Regions from separate parts of the Homo sapiens genome. Here regions 2 and 3 are each linked to region 1. A link is a contact called in ENCODE Hi-C data. All regions are on one chromosome and are shown on one strand. The core of a region is the stretch at or near the end of the contact, and the rest is flanking DNA. Distances in the headings are between cores, read along the strand shown.

Region 1 (3,187 bases), core at 326-2,825:
ACAGACAGAAAGTAATAATGATAACACAGTACTGTTGAGTTTGTAACATTATCAGATGTAATACATATAACAAAATACCACAAAAATAACCATATAAGAGTAACATTTCTGTATCACTTGGAATTAACCTAGTACAAATCTGAAGCTTAAGATGTATATGGAGAATATGAAGATTAAGCTGTATACGGTAAAACATAAAGCACTGGAAAAAACCCAAAAAAGTTGTGGAAAAAAAATCATTAAATTAAAATGCTACATTAGGAAATATTCACTTTAATCCACTTAAAGAAGGAACAGGGGAAGAAAAAGACAGACTTGTATAAAGAAAAGAAAAAGTAAAATGGCAAATGTAAACCTAACTACAGTGTATCAATAATATTAAATGTGCATGGGCTAAACAATTCAATCAAAAGGCAGAAACTACCAGACTGCATTTTAAAAAAGATCCAAGTATATGTGCCTACAGGAGACAAGTTTTGGTTCAAAGATAAAAATAGTAAAAGGAGTTGGAATTCACAAGTGGCCACTCCATTTGAACAAACCAGGAGAGCCTCCATGCAGCTCAGAGCCTCCCAAGTGGACCGGGACCCGCGCCGGGTCCACTGTGAAAAGGGTCCTTCGCCTTAACTGTTACACCCACGCAATGAGCACTTGCCCCTTGCCAGACACTGGCACCCCCCTTCAATCCTCACCACCCTCTTGGTGGATCCCTCATCACCCCACTTTTAGCACATTCAGTAGATGGGGCCAAGCTGAGGTCACTTGCTGTGTGACGTCCATTGGAGTGGCAGCAGTTGAGGGGCACAAACTCAGCTCTGCAGCATCTAGCACTACCAGGAGTTGAAACCAGTTCTGGAGAGGGTGCCCCACCTTCCTAGGAAAGTGGCCCGAAACCTCCCTTCAAGGGGGCGTGACCTGGGAGCCCCCTGTTGCCCAGGACGTGAACTGTGAGCTCCACTTCTCCCGAGGGCGTGGACCGGAGCCCCCCTTCTCCCGCGGGCATGGCCTGGGAGCTCCCCTTCTCTCGGGGGTGTGGCCCAGAGGCCCCATTCTGCGGGGGTGGGTAACCTGGGAGCCCCCTTCTCCCGGGGACGTGACCTGTGAGCTCCACTTCTTCCGAGGGCGTGGCCCGGAGCCCCCTTTTCACAGGGGCGTGACCTGGCAGCCCTCCTTCTCCCGGGAGCGTGGCCTGGAGCCCCCCAACTACTGCCGGGGGCGAGGCCCAAGCGGAGGCCGCTCCTAGGCCACAGGCACCCCGTGACCCCGCCCCGGTTCTCCAGACAGCAGGTGACCCAGAGTCCCCGCCCTGCCCGGCGCAGCTGCTGCCGGGACCCAGCCCTCACCTTCCGGCTCCTCATGAGTGTGAGCACCGCAGCCAAGCACCGCGCGCCCCGGCCAACGCGTCCCGGCGGAGCGGCGACCCGGAGTCTGCAGAGCGCGCCGCGGCGGCGTCCGACGTCAGCACAGCCAATCACAGTGCAGCACCCTCGTCATGTGATTCCCCCCCCCCCCCCCCCCGTGTTGGCTCTTTCGTAAGCGGCGGGCGAAGGTCACAGGCCTTGGGCCAGTGGTGGGACACTGGAGCAGGAAGTCGGCCTGTGGCCGGCCATGTTCATGAGGGCGCGTCCCTTGGCACCCCTGTAGCCGCTATGTTTCCCACGCCCGTGGCAGGCCTGAGAGATTATGTTTGCGGGGGGTGCTTTTTTTGTAGCTTCTGTGTTCGCCATATTTGAAAGGGGCAGACGGCCATGTTCGTGAACGGCGCTTCCCTTGGTGCACCTGTGGCCGCCATGTTTGAGCGAGGTGGGCAACTATGTTCTTGAGGGGGGAGCAACCATGTTCTTGAGGGGCTCTTCCCTTGAAGCCTCTTTGGCCACCATGTTTGAGAGGGGCAGACGGCCATGTTTGTAAGGGGCGCTTCTCTTGGTGCGCCTGTGGCCGCTATGTTTGAGAGGGGCAGGCAACCATGTTCGTGAGGGGCGCTTCCCTTGAAGCCTCTTTGGCGCCATGTATGAGAGGGGCGGACGGCCATGTTTGTGAGGGGCTCTTCCTTTGGTGCGCCTGTGGCCGCCATGTTTGAGAGGGGCGGGCGGGACGTCCGTGAGGGGCCCCTCCCCTTGCATCCCCTGGCTAACAGCCTGCAGGAGGGCGGGAAGTGCTTTCTCCAGTGCCGCAGAGCGCTGGTTTCTGAGTGCCGGTTAGCGGCCTTGAGCAGCGCGAGGGACTCCCAGGCCTGCCCGTGCTGCGGTCCCGCTGGGGAGCTTTGCGCGCTTGTCGCAGGCTGTGCTGCCCCGCGACATGCCGCTTTGGGTTGGGGTGGCCCGCCCGGGAAGTGGCCTCAGCTGTCCCCCACGTTGCGGGCGGGAGGGGGCCTTAGTGGAGGCCGTCGGTGGGCCCAGGAGGCCAGGGTCCGGCGTCGGGCTGGGGGCCGGTTTTCGTCCCCCGTTACGTGCAAGGCGGGAAATGACCCCTCCGCCGTCCCGTTACTCTCCGGGGCCAACGTGGACTCGCAGGGGCCACGCCTTTTCCAATGGCCACGCCCCTAGCAGGCCTGGGTGGACCCGCAGCGGCCACGCCTCCTCCAATGGCCGCGCCCTATCAGGTCTGGATGGACACACGGCGGCCACGCCTCCTCCAGCAAACACGCCCCTAGCAGGCCTGGGCTGCTGTGATGCGTCCTCTTTGGCCGCCGCTGAGGGAGGTGTTTGTAAAGCTGAGGACCACTGTTCTGTTGTGGGTTTTTTTGTTTGTTTGTTTGTTTTTTGAGACGGAGTCTCGCTCTGTCACCCAGGCTGGAGTGCAGTGGCGCGATCTCAGCTCACTGCAACCTCCGCCTCATGGGCTCAAGCCATTCTCCTGCCTCAGCCTCCTGAGTAGCTGGGATTACAGGCAGGCGCCACCACACCTGGCTAATTTTTGTATTTTTAGTAGAGATGGGGTTTCATCATGTTGGTCAGGCTGGTCTCGAACTCCTGACCTCAAATAATCCGCCCACCTTGGCCTCCCAAAGTGCTGGGATTACAGGCGTGAGCCACCGTGCCAGGCCCACTGTTCTTTTCTTTTCTTTTTTTTTTTTGACGGGAGTCTCGCTATGTCGCCCAGGCTGGAGTGGAGTGACGCAATCTCGGCTCACTGCAAGCTCTGCCTCCCGGGTTCACGCCATTCTCCTGCCTCAGCCTCCCGAGTA
Region 2 (3,187 bases), core at 247-2,746, 2.7 Mb after region 1:
GGTCAGGCTGGTCTCAAACTCCTGACCTCAGATGATCTGCCAGCTTCGGCTTCCCAAAGTGCCGGGACTACAGGCCTGAGCCACCGCGCCTGGCCCATACTTTATATTTTTAAACTAAGATCATACCCCATGGCAGCTACAGAGAAAGCATGGTGACCGTGAACTCGGCTCTGTGCTCCTGGTTCAGACAGACTCTACCACTCTGTCCTTTTAAAGACCCACAGCTTGCCAAGTCTCTTCCAGAACTTCCTGGGTTTTGCCTTCCCTCCTGCATTAGACAGGGAATCTCCAGGAATGGCATCCACGTTAAGAATCAGGCTGCCTGAGTTCGACTCCTAGCTCTCCCTCTACTGTGTAAGTTACCCAACCTCAGTCTCCTCGTCTGTAAACACTTAGAGAGAGGGACAACTACTCCGTAAGAGAGCTGGATGTTTAAATGGGTTCAAAGCCTAAAACACTTTTGGAACCCTTAAATCCTGGAATTTCTGAGCTCTCAGTAATTGCAACCTTTTTTTTTTTTAACTATTAAAATCCCTTTCAGAGTTCCAGGTGCGGTGGTTCACACCTGTAATCCCAGCACTTTGAGAGGCCGAGGCGGGTGGATCACAAGGTCAGGAGATCGAGACTATCCTGGCTAACATGGCGAAACCCCGTTTCTACTAAAAATACAAAAAATATAGCCGGGCGAGGTGGCACGCGCCTGTAGTCCCAACTACTCCGGAGGCTGAGGCAGGGGAATCGCTTCAACCCGGGATGCGGAGGTTGCAGTGAGCCGAGATTGTGCCACTGCACTCCAGCCTGGGGGACAGAGTGAGACTCTGTCTCAAAAAGAAAAAGAAAGAAAGAAAACAAAACAAAATAAAGTCCCTTTAGCTCGTAAGGCCTAGGGACCCCTTAGCAGGGTACCTGTTACCCTGCTGCTCAGGGGAGCCTAGTTGCCACCAACCATCAAGAGGATGGACTTGAATCCGACTGGCAGCCAGAGAACAGGCCCGGGGGACCACGGTCCTCTCCTACCCTGCAGCTCTCCCGGGGCTGCCTCTCCAGCCCTCCCTGCCCTCGGGGACTACTACCGGCGCCCCCCACCTACCTGCTCGACCGGCAGCAGCAGCAACGCGCGGCCGGGGCCCACGGGCCGCACCGGTGGGATGAGGAGAGGCCGGTGGCAACTCGAGGCGGATTCGAGTTCGGGTTCGGACTCGGGTTCGGAGGCCGGGGTCGGGCTAGGGATCGGGCTGGGGGTCGCGGTGTTGGGTCTCCGGGCCGCCGCCGCGCGCGACACCTGGCGGGCTCCCTCCCTCCAGTCCACGCCGGACGCCTGGGCTTGCAGTAACCGCCACCGTAGGCGCCGCCGACCGCACCAGCGCAGGCTCCCGAGCCGGCGGCGGGGCCGGCGGCTGAGGATGAGCTGGGGCCGGGCCTTGCGGACCCGCAGCCAAGTGGAACGGCAGGAACCCCGCTTTAGCAGCAGTCCCGAGTCCGCCATGCTGGGTCCTCAGGGCCTACCGCGCGAGAATCTCGCGAGATCCCGTCGGTCCGCCCCGCTGCCCTCCCAGCTGCCGAAAAGAGGGGCCTCCGAGCCGCCGGCGCCCTCTGCCGGCAACCTCCGGAAGCACACTAGGAGGTTCCAGCCGATCTGGTCGAGGGGCTCCACGGAGGACTCCATTTACGTTACGCAAATTCCCTACCCCAGCCGGCCGGAGAGAGAAAGCCAGAAACCTCGCGACCAGCCATGGGCCACCTCTCCGGAAAAACACCGGGATATTTTTTTTCTCCTGCAGAAAAAGCTTTAGGATTGGCAGTTTAAACAAAACATGTCTATTTGCATACCTTCGGTTTGCATGCATTTGTTTCGAAGTGAGCAACCCTGGGTAACAAGGCGAAAGTATATGACAATTTGCTCAGAATCTTAATGTCAGAAAACTGGAGACTGGGGCAGGGGGGTGTCGACTCAAAGCTGTGTCTCATTTAGTAAACTGAGGCCCAGGTAAAAAGTTCTGAAACCTCGCAACACCCGGAGAAATTGTGTTCCAGCCTCCCACCTCGCCCCAAAATGCCAGAGCTCCTTTTCTAAGCCAGGTGAAGTCACAGAGCGTGGACAGAACCCACAACCGTCCAGAGGAAGGGTCACTGGGTGCCACCTGGTTTGCATCTGTGCCTTCGTCCTGCCCAGTTCCTGAGTGGGACCGCAGGCCCGGAATGTCAAGGCAAACAGTCCTGCTTCAGCCACTGGGCTCCAGTCCCACCCCTTTTGGGGGCCTGAAGTTAGGAAGCATCCGGCAGCTGCCTTCTATTTAAGCAACTGGCCTCCTTAGAGGCCACTCCTTGGCCATGCCAGGCGCGGGCATCTGGCCAGCATGCTGCTCTGCACGGCTCGCCTGGTCGGCCTGCAGCTTCTCATTTCCTGCTGCTGGGCCTTTGCCTGCCATAGCACGGAGTCTTCTCCTGACTTCACCCTCCCCGGAGATTACCTCCTGGCAGGCCTGTTCCCTCTCCATTCTGGCTGTCTGCAGGTGAGGCACAGACCCGAGGTGACCCTGTGTGACAGGTGAGTGAGGGGCCAGCAGAGCCACACTTAGTGGGACCCCTGGCTATAGGGCCCCTCTGGCTGCCATCCTCCAAACAGGACCTTGCCTCTGCCTTTGCCCCTTGAACTGTCCCCAGGCCTTGTTCATCAATCCACTTGCCACCTAAGTGCTGGCTAGACCTTCCTAGACACTTCGGCCAGTTTCCAATTATTTCACCCTTGCTGTTAGAATGTGTTGTATTGTAACTTCATTGAAATTGGTTCTTGGCTTTGTACCATACCTAGGTGGCCAGGCCTAAGCAAGGGCAGCTTTTTCCCTCTTCTTTTTTTTTTTTTTTTTTTTTTTGAGACGGAGTCTCGCTCTTTCACCCAGGTGGGACTGCAGTGGCGCGATCTCAGCTCACTGCAAGCTCCGCCTTCCGGGTTCACGCCATTCTCCTGCCTCAGCCTCCCGAGTAGCTGGGACTACAGGCACCCGCCACTGCGCCCAGCTAATGTTTTGTATTTTTAGTAGAGACGGGGTTTCACCGTGTTAGCCAGAATGGTCTCGATCTCCTGACCTCGTGATCTGCCCACCTCGGCCTCCCAAAGTGCTGGGATTACAGGCGTGAGCCACCGCGCCCAGCCGCTTTTTCCCTCTTCTATCTTCTCTCCACTCCT
Region 3 (3,187 bases), core at 513-3,012, 2.0 Mb before region 1:
CACCCTAACTGTAAATGTACACCAACTCCCTTTTCAAAACACAAATTTTAACATCGGCGTTTTCCTTCAGGAGCCCATTTCACAATCTTAAGAAAAAGCTTCCATGAAGACAGGCTGGGCACGGTGGCTAAGGCCGCTAATCCCAGCACTTTGGGAGGCTGAGGCGGGAGGATCGCTTGAGCCCCAGAGTTCGAGACCAGCCTGGTTAACAGGATCTCTTTTACAAAGAGATCCCATCTCTTAAAAAAAAAAAAAAAAAAGGCTTCCATGAAGATGAATTAAGCAAACAAAAGCTGATACTGCTTCTGCATGCTAACCATGTAATTTAACGGACACAAGAAATGTTAAAATATCATTTGAATCAACTATCGATTCACAAGAAAAAATATAGCAGGTTCTTAAAAGTCAAAAGCCTCAGCCGACAGCCCTGTGGAATTTTCAACAGATCTCCCCACTCCCCACCCCCACCCCGCTTCCAGCCGAAAAGCCGATCCAGGCAAGAGGAAGACACCCAGCCTTTGTGCTATTTCCTGTCCTCTCCCCCACCTTCGGGCCTTCGGAATATCGCAAACCGGGCCCCGAAACTCGGCGCGGCGGCGGCCGCCCCACAAAGGCAGCGGTGGGAGCGCCATCTTGGCGCGGCCACCGGGCCCATTCATTCGCGGGGCCGGGCCGGGGTCCGCGCAACCCTCGAGTCGACACGCGCGGGGCGCCAGCGCCGGACAGACCCGGGCCTCGGCAGGAGAAGGGCGAGGCCACAGCGCGACTGCCTCAGCGGCTCGACACAGCGAAAAGGGCCGAAACCGTTATTTTCCCATTTCCCGACGCCGCGCCCGGCTTCCGCTTTAAATCCCTACTCCGACCGCGGCGCGCGGCCCGGCTTCCCCATTTCATTGTTCCCCTTCCCCACGCTCGCGCCCCGCGGCCGCCCGGCCCTCAAAGTCACCCCGATAGGCGGCCCGCGCGGGGGCTCCGGCCGCCGACACCGCCCCGCCTGCAGGCCCGCCCGGCCTTTGTTCTCGCGCCGCGGGCCCGAGAGCCACGTCCGGCTCCCCACGCAGGGCCCGGCCCCGCCCGACCCGCGCCCCCGGGGCCCCGGCCGCCGCCACGGGAAGCGCCCGCGGCGCACACAACCCCGCACCCCGGTGCCGAAACTCGGCCCCCAGCCTTGGGCCTGGGACCCCGGCTCCTCTCCCTAGACCCCGCCCTCGACCCCGACCCTGCACCCCGAACCTCGGACCCCAGCCCCCGGCCCCCCCTTCGGACGCCGCCCGCCGCACCCGGGCGGGGCAGGAAGACGCGGCCCCGACCGGCGGGTGGGGTGGGGGCGGGGCGGGCGCCCCCAGGGCGGGCGGGTGGACGAACAGGACCCGGGTCCGGGGCTGGGGGCTGCCGCGCTCACCTCAGCGCCCTCGTCGCGGCCTGACGCGCCCACACCGCCGCCTCGGCCGCCGCTCGGCAGGTCGTCGCGCTCGGGCCGCGCTGCGCGCTCCGCGGGCGCTGCGGGCAGGTGCGCGCCGGCGAGGCTCGGTCCAGTCCCGCCGCGGCGGCTGCTCCACTCCCGGCCCCGCTCCCCACTCGCCGCCCGCTCCCGCTCCCGCCGCCGCCGCCGCCGCCTCCGTCCGCCCCTCAGACGCCTCCAGCCATCGGGATGGGCGCGGCGGGCCCCTGCCCGCAGCCTCGGAAAACCCCACGCGCTCGCGTCACCACGCACGCCGCGCGTCGCGCGCGCTCGCCAGGCCCGACGGGCACGCGCACGCCTGTGCGCGTCCAAACCGCATCGGGCCCCGAGCGCGTGTCCGAGCGGCTTAAAGGGGCCGTGCTGCTGCCTTCGGGTACCGCTGCCCCGGGAGACCCCCGGCGGCCCGGCCCTGCGGGGACCGGGCGGGATGGGGACCGGGGCAGTGGACCCTCGGAGTTGGGATGGGGCGGGGGGAACGCGGGCGTGGAGCCCTCCGGGGACAGGGTAAGGTTGGGTAACCGTGGGCGGGGGCTCCTCCAGGGGCGGGGGTGGGGTAACGGCGGGCGGGGGGCACTCAAGCGACAGGGCAGGGGCGGGAAGGCCGCGGGCGGGGGCGGTCCCTCCGGGGACGGGGCGGGTGGGGGCACCGCGGGCGAGATCGCTTCCTGCAGAGGAGGCAACAGGCCCCGCTAGCAGGTCAGGGTCCCGGGCAGGCGCAGGTGCCCCCCGGCCTCTCAAGCAGGGACTGCGGCGAGCTCAGACGCGGCTGACGGGCAGAGACTCGCGCTTGGGCTCAGTGCGTGTGAAGTGGGCCTCGGGCTGCGGAGGAGGGCAGCACCCCGTGGCTCCTCGCGCTGCTGCGAGCAGGGCCGCCTGGCAGGGGCGGGGGCCGGTGGGCGGGAGTGTCGGGGTAAGGCCGCGGACTCCTCCCATGCCGCTGAGCAGTGGACAGCGGGGACTGGAGACCTCCAGGTGAGGAAGGGGAACGAAGTCAAGAAGGCCACATGTCCTGGCTTCCAGGCTTGGTGTCCTCAGAAGCCTCCAGAACGTCCATGGAACCCGCCCCTGCGCCCACCGCCTCCTGCTGTCTTTCCAGCTGAGTTCCGGCTGCCCCTCACCCTCGGCTTCTTCACTCTGCCTCTCCCCAGCCAGCGCCCTGCTCCCCGGTCCTCAACCACCACCTTCCACCTGCCTGGGCCTTCATCGCCTCCGAGCTCCCCTTCCACACCAAACCTGGCGTCCGTTTTCCTCCAGGCCTGCACCAGCACAGCTGAAGGGGAGAGAGACCCAACCTCATCCACTGGGCCTCCCCTCAACCAGGGCCACAACCTCAAGGGGCCATGCCACCTCCAACACCTATTTCCCACCTTCTACTCTCTCCACACCCTGGGACACCACCCGCCTCTCTCAGCTGACGTTTTCCTTCTTGTTTTGTGTGCATGGTGCTTGTGTGAGAAAGTGGACACACAGTAAGTGCGGCTTCCAGATGCGTCCGCCACCTGCCCTCCGTGCCACGCGCTTCCCCCTACCTAGGGGAGCCTCCACCAGACAGGGAACCCACGCCTTGCCACCCTTCTCTCTCCCTCCCACTTCACCTGTCCGCATCATTTCTGGAGCCCTTTCTTTCTGGCACGAGATGCTCCAGGGCCCTGTTGTATTCTCCCTGCCCCAGCCTGAACCCAGCTATTTCTGCTGCAGCCTGGTTCATTGTGGGAGAATGTCATG

What was found. Hi-C counts contacts between places; a loop is a spot of excess contacts on that map. Pooled maps may share reads with other maps.
Region 2: a loop to region 1 is called in a pooled map, with 15 times the contacts of the local background. The contact joins the promoter of NOL9 here to the promoter of LINC01134 in region 1. A Hi-C loop is called at or near these places in 8 of 50 pooled maps.
Region 3: a loop to region 1 is called in a pooled map, with 15 times the contacts of the local background. The contact joins the promoter of GNB1-DT here to the promoter of LINC01134 in region 1. A Hi-C loop is called at or near these places in 2 of 37 single-sample maps with no recorded cell type and 7 of 50 pooled maps.

Annotation. Positions count from the first base shown.
Region 1 is chr1:3,898,829-3,902,015 of GRCh38, forward strand. It overlaps LINC01134 (long intergenic non-protein coding RNA 1134), which reads left to right and starts at 1,576. Exons shown (of 4, transcript NR_024455.1): 1 at 1,576-1,803. C1orf174 (chromosome 1 open reading frame 174) reads right to left here and starts at 1,444. Exons shown (of 4, transcript NM_207356.3): 1 at 1,344-1,444. The coding sequence starts at 1,358. RefSeq lists enhancers at 536-1,106, 1,107-1,675, 1,676-2,245, 1,885-2,144 and silencers at 1,195-1,264, 2,345-2,524.
Region 2 is chr1:6,553,017-6,556,203 of GRCh38, forward strand. NOL9 (nucleolar protein 9) reads right to left here and starts at 1,497. Exons shown (of 12, transcript NM_024654.5): 1 at 1,091-1,497. The coding sequence starts at 1,486. TAS1R1 (taste 1 receptor member 1) reads left to right here and starts at 2,291. Exons shown (of 6, transcript NM_138697.4): 1 at 2,291-2,548. The coding sequence starts at 2,358. RefSeq lists a silencer at 1,203-1,462.
Region 3 is chr1:1,889,418-1,892,604 of GRCh38, forward strand. It overlaps GNB1-DT (GNB1 divergent transcript), which reads left to right and starts at 1,763. Exons shown (of 2, transcript NR_168264.1): 1 at 1,763-1,966; 2 at 2,483-3,187. It overlaps GNB1 (G protein subunit beta 1), which reads right to left and starts at 1,670. Exons shown (of 12, transcript NM_002074.5): 1 at 1,403-1,670. RefSeq lists silencers at 985-1,174, 1,735-1,924, 2,045-2,144, 2,205-2,454.